Linked DNA regions of Mus musculus: region 1 is linked to region 2. The links are chromatin loops, found by intact Hi-C in ENCODE. Cell type or tissue: gastrocnemius. All regions are shown on one strand.

Region 1 (5,000 bases), 210 kb before region 2:
GGCTCGGTCAGCTCCTGGGCAGAAAGGAGGAGAGAACAGGGGGAGAGGGCAGCACTGGATGGTTCTCACACTGGCAAGAGTCCTTGGTCCAGTTCCTGGCTGGAGCACAGGAAGGCCTTCCAGCGGGAGGTTAGATGGGGCTCCTTAGGGGAAAGCCTATCCCATCGTTCAAGCATGACGGGCCTTGATGAGCAGAGACAGTCTATGGTTTTAGAGCTTTATTGTAGAAAGGCAGGGGGAAGGAGAAAAGGTAGAAAAAGAGAGGCTGGCCATGGCTAAACACTGGTCCTGGCTGCCTTGAGGATGAGGAGATTCTCATGCAGACCAAGTGATGCTATGTAACCTTGCCCTTCCCCCAAGTTATCACTTATTGGTGAATAAAGATGCCTACAGTCTATAACTGGACAGAAGACGGGCAGGGTTTGGTTCCTGGGCTTGGAGTCCAATGCAGGAGACCGCAAGAGAGTGGAGAGAAGATGGAGTAGGTGAGTCATGAAAACATGGCCATGAGGGCTACCCAATTGAAGTTAATAATTGGAACATGGCAAATTAAATAACTTGGGGTTATTGAGAGGAGAGTAGATGCTAATAGCTAAGAGGGTAGATATCTGCCCTCTAGTTCTAGCTCTAGTGCTTTAAAGGCTTATCATAAGTAAAAAAGGTTTTGTGTCTTTTATCTGGGAACTAATGGGTAGAAACTCTCAATTAATATTAAATATTTACCACAACAAATTGGAGAAAGGAGAGAAGACATCTATGTTTCATATTGACTTTCACAGAATTTTCACTGTGAATACAGCAACCCTGCCCACCACTGTGACTTGTATTTTTATCTCAGACACTTTTATCCATTCAGAGGTTTCTAGTGCCCCATCACTTGCGCTTCCCTCACTGATGGTTTACTGGTTACCATTCTGTTGGGAACTAAAAAGGGGGCCCTGGGGAAGTGGGGGAAGGGAGAAAGACCCACGCCCCTCCAGAGTTCCACCTATTCTCTGGTCAGTCAGGCATGGGAGGACTGCCATACATCTTCTGCTCATTCCTGGGTGGGCATCCTCTAGCCCATTCTTCGGGGGGTGGCTAAGGGACAGCCCTACCTGGGATTCCCAGAGCTACCTTGCTAAAGTCCCAAAGTTATAGGAGAGAGGTATGAGGGAAGAGGTTCCCAACATCTGCGAGTGTGCGCACAGTGGATCTTGATGAGAAGAGACTCTCTATGGTTTTAGAGCTTTATTATAGAAATTCAGGGGAAAAAAGAGAAGGGAGGGGGCTAGAGAGGAAGAGAGAGGGGGGAGCAGAGGAGAGGAGAGGAGAGGAGAGGAGAGGAGAGGAGAGGAGAGGAGAGGAGAGGAGAGGAGAGGAGAGGAGAGGAGAGGAGAAGACAAAGAGAGAGGAAAGAGGAGAGAGGAGTGAGAGAAGTGAGAGGTAAGAAAACAAAGGGGTGAGAGACAAGTAAGAGAGCAAGGTGGGGCTGAGCAGCCCTTTTTATGGTCTTCACTGTTGCTAGGTAACTGGGGAGGAGTTTAGCCTGAAGGTCAGAAGCTTGAGCCATTGCCTACGTGACTTCTAGCCATACTTCTCTTGTGTGTTTGGGGGTTGGGGGGAGGCAACTTAGGCAGGGGCCAGAGTTCCAGGAGCATAAGGGAACGCCTACTGTGTCACATAGGTGAATTATCACTATTTCCGGGGTTCAGACCTCAGCTCAACTGGAGGCCAGCCTGTCTGTGCAGAGCCCAATGCCCCACACCACTCCACTAAGTCAGATTCCACTCTTGCATCTGCTCCATGGCTTTCAGAAGGTGGTCGCTGTTTTCATTTTGCCCAGTGTCTTTGTCCTTGTGTGTTTGTACAGTTTGACATAATTGTCATTTTAGAGGGTGTGGGACAGGCAGCAGAAACAAAAAGATGTTCATTCAATCACATCTAACTAGGATACCTGCAACGTCTAGTTCTGTTATTTAAAATGCACTTTAAGCAAGGAAGGAGTAGATGAATAACTGACCATGATATTGAGGTGTTACATCCTGGGAAGTTTATGGGAAGAAAAGGAAGAGTCTGTCTAGGAGACGCTTCACTGAAGAGATAAACTCTTAACAAGTAAGCTTGAAGGCTTCTGTCCCTCCCTCCCTCTCCTCCCTTCAGTACTGGCACACTAGGGGGTGCTGCCTACCAAGAAGTCTCAGCGGCACCCCACTGAGCCTCTCCTGTTAGTTCTTTCAGAACCCAATGAGCTGCTTCCCAGAACTCCAGCCTTCAATTTCCCACTTGATAGCCCTGCAGGCAGAGCAAGGGGACAAACTTCATCAGTCAATGGTGTAGGCCAGTCCTCTATTCTGCTAGAAAACCTAGCTATCAGTAAGAGAGATGGATGCACTTCCAAATTGGTTACTTCTTTCGAAATCCTTTCTCAGCCCAAGGGACAGTAGCTGCCCTATTCCTCTGCTGTTCCTGTATTCTGTTACCCCTAATGGTTTTCTTCATTTTACCATAGTATAATTCTTTTTCAAACCATTTAAGATTTTTTTTATTATAAAACTTTCCAGGCAAATGCAAAAGGGGGGAGTCCAGGTGCCCAGCTCCCAGTTTCTCTCTGTGCATTAGTTTTATCCTGTCTACTCTTTCATGTCATATGGCTAGAGAATTTTAAATCAAACTCAGAGATCATGTCACATATGTCACCTCTAAATAATTCAATGTGCATCTCAAAAGAAATATGTGAATAAGCAGAGTGTGATGGCACTCAGCTGTACTCCAAGCACTTGGGAAGCCAATGCCGAAGGACCACTAGATCAACGTCAACTTTCACAATGAGACCTCATCTCAAAACAAGAAAAAGAGAACTATGCAAATAGGTTTTTTTGCATAATCACAATGCCATATCTTGTCCTTAATTCCTTAATGTCATTCAATATCCAAAATGCTAATTTCTTCTATTACCTAAGAAAAAACTGTAATTATCCTGTAGAGTCAAAATTAATAACAAAAAGTTACTCATTTAACTTAGTTACATCTCTTGAGATTCTTTTAAGTCTTGGAAGTTTTGTGCATCTCTCAGTCTAGTGCAGTATCACCCCCCCCCCCATTTTACTTCTGTTTGAATTGATTTATTGATAGAGTGAGAGTCCAACACCAAGACCCTCTTCTGGTATTAGAGATGTTACTTTATTCATCTGTTTTATCTTATACATGCAATATTTGCACTAGAGGTAAAAATAATTTTTTTAAAAAGTATTTTATGTGTATGAATATTTTGCCTGCATATATGTCTGTGCACCACAGCATGTCTGTGCTTACGATCCCCTAGGACTGGAGGTACAGAGAAGATTGTCTCCCCTCAGCCCTCCTTCATGTAACATGTGGGTGCTGGGAATCATACCTGAGTCCTCTGGAAAGGTAACAAGTGTTCTTAAACATTAAACCAACTCTCCAGACCCTTCTGATTATGATTCTCAAGATCTCCCTGGGTAGGGAGATGTCTCAGTGGATAGTGTTTGGTGTTCAAACATGAGGACCTAAGTTCAGATCCCTAGGACCCATGTAAAAGATGGGTGTGATTATGAGCATAAACAATCTAGTTTCTTCACTAGCCAGCCAGAATCCAGGGGAAAATGGGAACACTAGGTTCAGTGAGAGGTCCTTTCTAGAGGAAATGAGGCAGAGAGATTGAGCGGGACACCTGAGCTCCTTTTGCCTCTGCACATATCTAGGCATGCATAATTGTACATCCATGCACACACACACACACACACACACACACACACACACACACACAAATTCCTTCTAGGTAGTGCTGTACTTTCTATGCACCGATAATGGTACACATAATGTTAATTGTTTTAGTTCTTGTGGCTCTAAGATTGATCTTTGAAGCGAGATATGGTGGTGCATACATATAAAGGAAGATCTTGTGCTTCAGGCCAGCATGAGCTACACAGGAAACCTTGTTTCAAACAATCCAAAGCCAATTTATTTTTAACTAATTTCAGGCTTAAGGAAATGTTACAGAAACAACTTATCATTTCCTCATAGCTTTGTCTAATGCTAGCATCTTATATAAGTATCACCATCAAGAACAAGAGGTCAACCGCAGTATAATGCTATTATCTAGAGCACAAAACTTATTTGAATATTAGGATATTTCCACTTCCATTTGTTTTTGTTCTAGGAGTTTATACATTAAATTTAGTTTCATTTTGCTTCATCAAGAATATTTTTTTTTTAGTGGTAGGACAAAATACCAGACAGAAGCAACTTAAGGGAAGGGCCATTCATTTTTTACTATGCTTAATTCCCAAAGAATATTTTGTATGTTTTGAAACAATTTAATATTCAACATTAGGTATAGGATCCTCAGTTATGGATAGTATTCAATATTCATTAATGATATTTTTAGGATATGAAAAGATATGAATATAAAAGTTGAACAAATGTTTATGCATTATTTGATTCTCAAAATAATATTATTAATGTTTGGTATATAAAATACATTTAAATAATAAAAATTTATGAAAGGAAAAAAAAGAATATATTTTTAGTGGTAGGACAAAATACCAGACAGAAGTGACTTAGGGGAAGGGCCACTTGTTTTAACCAGTCTCAGGATGAGAAAAGTACAGCAGTGATCACAGCAGTGAGGACAGCCCTGTCCACTGCAGCGGGAGAGAAGGCAACTTGCTCATAACTTAGTGATTGGCCAGCGAGCTCAGGCTGAAACTGGAGCCAGATCTGATCCTCTCCTGGGCCATCTAGACCCCATGTCCAGAAGGTTCCACAACCTTCTGAAATATCACTACCAGCTAGAAACAAGTGTTTATTTAAAATAAGCCCACAGGAGACATTTCACACTCAAACCATAGGATCCTAACCCTGGGCCCCAACAGGCTCATTGCCATCTCATGGTGAAAATGCATTCAAATCCAATTCCAAAGTCTTTAAGGTCTTAAAGCTCCAACACTGTCTAGAAGCCCAAAGTCTTTTCTGAGATGCGAAGCAATCTCTTT
Region 2 (5,000 bases):
TTTCAGGACCAGCCAATTTATGAAGCAAACTTGGAGGGTTTTGTTTTGGTTTTGGTTTTTGGTTTTTTTTGTTGTTGTTGTTGTTTTTGTTTTTGTTTTTGTTTTTGTTTTTCGAGACAGGGTTTCTCAGTATAGCCCTGGCTGTGCTGGAACTCACTCTGTAGACCAGGCTGGCCTTAAACTCAGAAATCCGCCTGCTTCTGCCTCTGGAGTGCTGGAATTAAAGGAGTGCGCCACCACGCCCGACTTTGGGGTTTTTTTATTAAAGTTATTTTAGTATATAGTTAAGCATGAGGATTAAGAGACAAAGACGGCTCAGAAGAAAATAAGATAGAGTCACATGTGAGCACCGTACCTAAAGGGAGAGGGAGCAGCCTCACCTCTTTGCTCTCTTTTGTTCTTACTGTAGCCATATACGGGATCTGGGTTGGGTCTGACTGTCTTATCACTGGTGGGCTCTTGATAGGACTACTATCACTAAGGTAAAAGTTTAATCCCTGGGAACACAGGAAGGCGGGACAGCTTTGCTGTAGAAAGGGCTTGTTTCGCCCCACAAATTTCAACCAAACTATAGTATAGGAAAAAGAATGAGCCCCTCCACAAGGTCATACACACTCAGGCCTTAAGACCTGCTCAACATAAAATCTTTGTATTTAAAAGACGTATTAAGTCTGTGTCAGCCGCCTTTGCCGCAGATGTCGGTTGTGCTGGAACTGCTTGCTTCTTCTCTGATGGAAAGAGGTTGCAATCAGACTCCAGGCTGGGGGGCTCCCATGCCCTCTCATCTCACCTCCACACCATAATTCCTTTGTCTGTCCTACCCAACTCTGGGTAGGTAATGCTAACCGAGTCTCCAGATGATGTCACTCCAGGCCTAAGGGCTGGCTGGCTGGACTGAGAGGGTCTGACTTGGTGTAAGACCCACAGACTGGTGCTGCCATATAGCTCAAGAAGGGGAAACTGAGCATAAGGCCGGGCTGTAGTCAGTTGCTAAGGTGCTGGCTAGTCTGTCCAAAGCCCTGGGTTCTGGGCTCAGTACCCCATACACTGGCATACACCTATAATTAAGAGGTGGAGACACAGACTAGCCTGACCTGTATGAATCGGTCTCAAAAGTCCAGGTAGGGTTAAACTGGCCTTAGCCAAAGGCTATGGGCTAGGGTCACAGAATTGGAGGGTGCGGGGCACCCCACTTTCCACCAGCACACACCCTGTATACTCACCACACACACATTCTTGGTACAATGAGCGTCCTCACCACAAAGCCAGTGCCTCATGCTACCTACTCAACCCTCTCCTCTCCTCCCCTCCCCTCCCCTCCCCCACCATCCCGTCTCTGTCCACCTCCCACTTGAAGCTGGCTTTGGAATCACACTTGCTGGGAGAGTCGGGGTAGAAGTAGGGGACTGAGGAGAACCCCTGGTCACCGGGATCTCTTTCTCTTCCTAGGAGCAGTCAGGGCTTCATGCACATGAAGCTGTCCCGGACTAAGGAACACAAGTATGTGTTGGGCCAGAACAGCCCACCCTTCAGCAGCGTCCCTGAAATCGTGCACCACTATGCCAGCCGCAAGCTGCCCATTAAGGGAGCGGAACACATGTCCCTGCTCTACCCTGTGGCCATCCGGACTCTGTAGATGTGAGACCAGGGCACTATGATAGACCTGGACCCAGTCCTTGTCACCTGCACGGGGGCAGCGGTTCTTACCAAGGACATGATGTCAGAAACCTGGCTTCCCCTTGTCCTAGGATCTAGCAGGCGCTGAAGATTCCTTAATTTATTATAAAGGGGAGGGAATCCTGGGCCTTGGAATAAAGGGACTGTGTGGAGCTGGGCACCGAGGAGAGCCTGAGGAGGAAGGGGTCTCCCCGCCCCAGTCAGACACTAGGGAGGGAGTGGCGACCTCCCTCCCGCACCACCCACCCTCCGCATCCTCCCTTCTCCCCGTCCCCAGCGGGCCGCCCGGGCTCCGGGCCAGAGGCTCGGCCAGGCAGAGCTGCGGCTGCCGGCGCCGCCCAGGGGCTGCCGGGAGGGGGCGGGGAGCGAGCCCGACTATAAATTGAGGCTGGAGCCGACGCCGGCCGCCTGCGAAAAGCACTTTCCGAGCATCCACTCGCTTCCTTTGACCAAACACCTCACGCCGGGCAGGGGGCGTCCAGGCCGCGTCGCTCCTGCCATTGCTCCCGAGCGAGCCCGGCTTCCCGCCAGCAGCGAGCGGTTTGTCTGGGAGGCGCCGAGAGACAAAGAGGCAGCGCGCCAGGCTGACGGCGCGGATGGCGCTGCCACGCGGGCGGGAGGCGCGCTTCCCTGAGGCGGCGCGCTCCCGCTCCTGGCTGGCTGGCTGGGCGCGCCGTGTCCCTTTCCCTTAGCTCCCTCTGGTGGCCGGGTCTGGGGCCACGCACCTCAGCCGACCCCCGTGGGTCCGGGGCCTTCCCGCTGCTCCACAGACAGGTTCTGTGGGAGCCAGACGCCCTCGGGACGGTTGTCCTCTTAGGACAACCTGAGGCCCCTTGCTTGCCTCAACCCAAGCCCGCGGTGCATTAGCGCTGATTAGAATCAGTTGGGAATTTCTCCAAAGTGAGGATGTGTGATCTGAGAAACGAGGTATTCCGAATAGATCATTTGGCATTGGGCACCTTTTCAGAAACTCTCTGAAGGTTGCTCTGCCTTTGAATGATAGGAAGAGGACCCACCATTTTGCACCTGAGAAAACAGGCCTAGAGGGGTTAGGAGACATCTATCTCCTCATGCTGCCTGGAAGACCTTGTCTCAGGGCAGAGCTAGAATAGCTGATGCCCTGGAGGAAGCCAGGCCGACTGCAGCTCCCTGAGGACTCCTCTCTGTCCTTGTGATCCGCTGTCAGCAGCCTAACACCAGAGTGAGGAAGGGCTTTTCAGTCTTCGCTGCTTTTATTCAGTAGATACTGGAGAGATGCCTGGACCACCGTGGCAAAGCCCACTGGGTGGATGATTTCCTTAGCTCCACCTTGACCTAAGGCAGCAAAAAAGAAACTCCAAAGGGGGAAACACCGTTTATTTGCAAAACAGACCACTAGAAGAGGGAGATGGGGCTGAGGGGCACTGCTCCAGGCGGTTAGTGGGCACAGAAAGGTCTGACTACATTTTACATTTTGAGAGATCAGTTGTTCAGTTAGGCTGGTCCTGAGGGTTTCTGTAAGTTGCCCCTGGCTACTCTAAGACATCTCCCAACCATTTTGAAGAGAGGAAGAACACAGTGAAGAGGACTTGAAGACGCCAGCATCCATACTATCACTCAGACTCACTTTCAAAAACTTGACAGGTTGTCTACTGTCAAGTTTTTGCTTAATTCTCACTTTGTCTCAACCCAAAAGCTCCCCTACTTCTGAACCTATAGTTCTTAAACAGTGCTCCTTCGACAAACTCAAGACACATTCTGGCCCTAGAGATCTCTGAGCCTACACATGATGCCTGAGCGAGGCTACTTGGACCAACCAAGTTGGCAGGTGGGAAGGGCCAAGGCTGAGGTGGCCAGAAATGAGTACTGGGTTAAGGCACAGGCCAAAGCCCCTGCTGTCCCAGCAGGGCAGTAGTGGGCATAGTTGCTGGGCAGGAGGCCTAGAAGTTCTCATAATGGTGAGAAAAATGAGTCCTGTCCTGCCTGTTGATGAGCTGACAAGCCTTCTCCACATTCTTGGTCATGCCAGGGGGACCACAGCTAAATACTCCAATCTTTCGGACCTGTTGAAGGAGGAAGAGCCAAAGATGAACATATTTACTGGTAGAGCTGGATCAGTATTCAAAACAGTAGCCAGGTTCATGTTCCTGGTGCAGGTTAGCTTTATGGTCCTATTAAAGACCATCCAGTGTTCACACTCAAGGTTTATTTTATACCGTGTATGGTGAGGGCTGGCTCACTGTAAGTCTAGCTCAATTTTGTAAGTGCTAGGTCAGTGTAAAAGGACCAACTGAGTCAATGTTCAAATTGAGGGACAGCCTGGTGTATAAGTTATCTGCAGCCAGCCCACTCACTGTTCATGGCGAAAACTAGTTCCACATCCACGGGGAGAGCTGGCTTAGTATTAATGGTGAGTATAGCCCTGACTGTATAGTAAGGAATATTTCTATTACTGAGCTCTTCTGTTTTGGTGGATGAACTTAGACTTCAGAGTTGGCAGATCTCTGTTCCCTTCATCCGTCTTTCCTTCCTTCCTACCTTAGGGTGGCCCTCCATCTATGTTTCTCCAGTCTGTAACATACCAGTCTCCCAAGAGATGACTTCTCAGCAGTAACCAGTTGTTTCCTTGATAGACTAGGATTGAGAGCTTTGCTCAGTCCTCGGGTGATCAAAGGAGCCGAGAACTAAGATATGAAGTAGACTTACTTGGGGGTGGACTTCCTGCAGAGAGTTGAAAAAGGGCTCAAAGGGAGGGCGACCAAAGTGGGTGATGGAGCGCAGGCCCGTGAACAGACTCCTGTTCAGCACCTTCTGGAAGTGCCGCTCACAGATGTACTGGCAAATGAAATGGGGGAGGAAGGCCATTGCTAGGAACAACCCTTGGCCCTGGGAGTGGCCCTCCTGCCATGCCTGGCTTGCCCTGACCTACCAGCATGGTGGTCCTGAGGTCGAACTTCTCAGCCAGCTGAGTAATATAGATGTGCACAGACACCAGGTCCTGGCGGTCATTCTCCTCCACCTCCCGGATGATGTCAGCCAGCCACTCAAACTGCCTCTGAGTCCTTGTCACCCAGATGAAGTAGATCTGAGGGCACACACTGGGGCTCAGGGCCAGCTCAGCTTGGCTTCCCTATAGATCCTGGATCTCAACATGGAATTCTGACCTCAGCTAGTCTGTTCCTATCCCTAGACCACCTAGGAAATAGAATGTACAGGAAGTAGGGCCAGCCTCAATACAGAGATGTATTTTGCCCTTGGACAGAGTGGTGTGAGTGAGAAGCGATCTCACCAAAGAGCCTTCCACCACTGATCTGAACGTCTGTCAGGTCCAAGGCAGCTTCCTC

What was found. A loop is a pair of places that touch in the nucleus more often than their neighbours do. Peaks named below come from ENCODE experiments on the same cell type or tissue, not always from the same donor. Only the 100,000 strongest peaks of a DNase experiment are listed, where the experiment ranks them.
Region 1: a loop joins it to region 2, with 19 times the contacts of the local background. A loop is called at or near these places in 8 of 42 quality-filtered maps.

The regions. Positions count from the first base shown.
Region 1 is chr2:122,555,684-122,560,683 of GRCm38, reverse strand. No RefSeq gene overlaps it. Among named protein-coding and RNA genes, the nearest start is that of Gm34325, 12 kb to the left of the region's middle. In gastrocnemius, a CTCF peak has its summit at 2,142 (motif pointing right); a DNase peak (open chromatin) is centred at 2,176.
Region 2 is chr2:122,345,989-122,350,988 of GRCm38, reverse strand. Duox1 (dual oxidase 1) reads right to left here. Exons shown (of 33, transcript NM_001099297.1): 31 at 4,586-4,741; 32 at 4,363-4,491; 33 at 3,017-3,719. The coding sequence ends at 3,597. It overlaps Shf (Src homology 2 domain containing F), which reads left to right. Exons shown (of 7, transcript NM_001374011.1): 7 at 1,450-2,097. The coding sequence ends at 1,636. Among named protein-coding and RNA genes, the nearest start is that of Shf, 21 kb to the left of the region's middle. In gastrocnemius, a CTCF peak has its summit at 2,383 (motif pointing left); DNase peaks (open chromatin) are centred at 2,013, 2,247, 3,553, 4,608 and 1 more place; H3K4me3 peaks cover 1,612 bases; H3K27ac peaks cover 1,895 bases.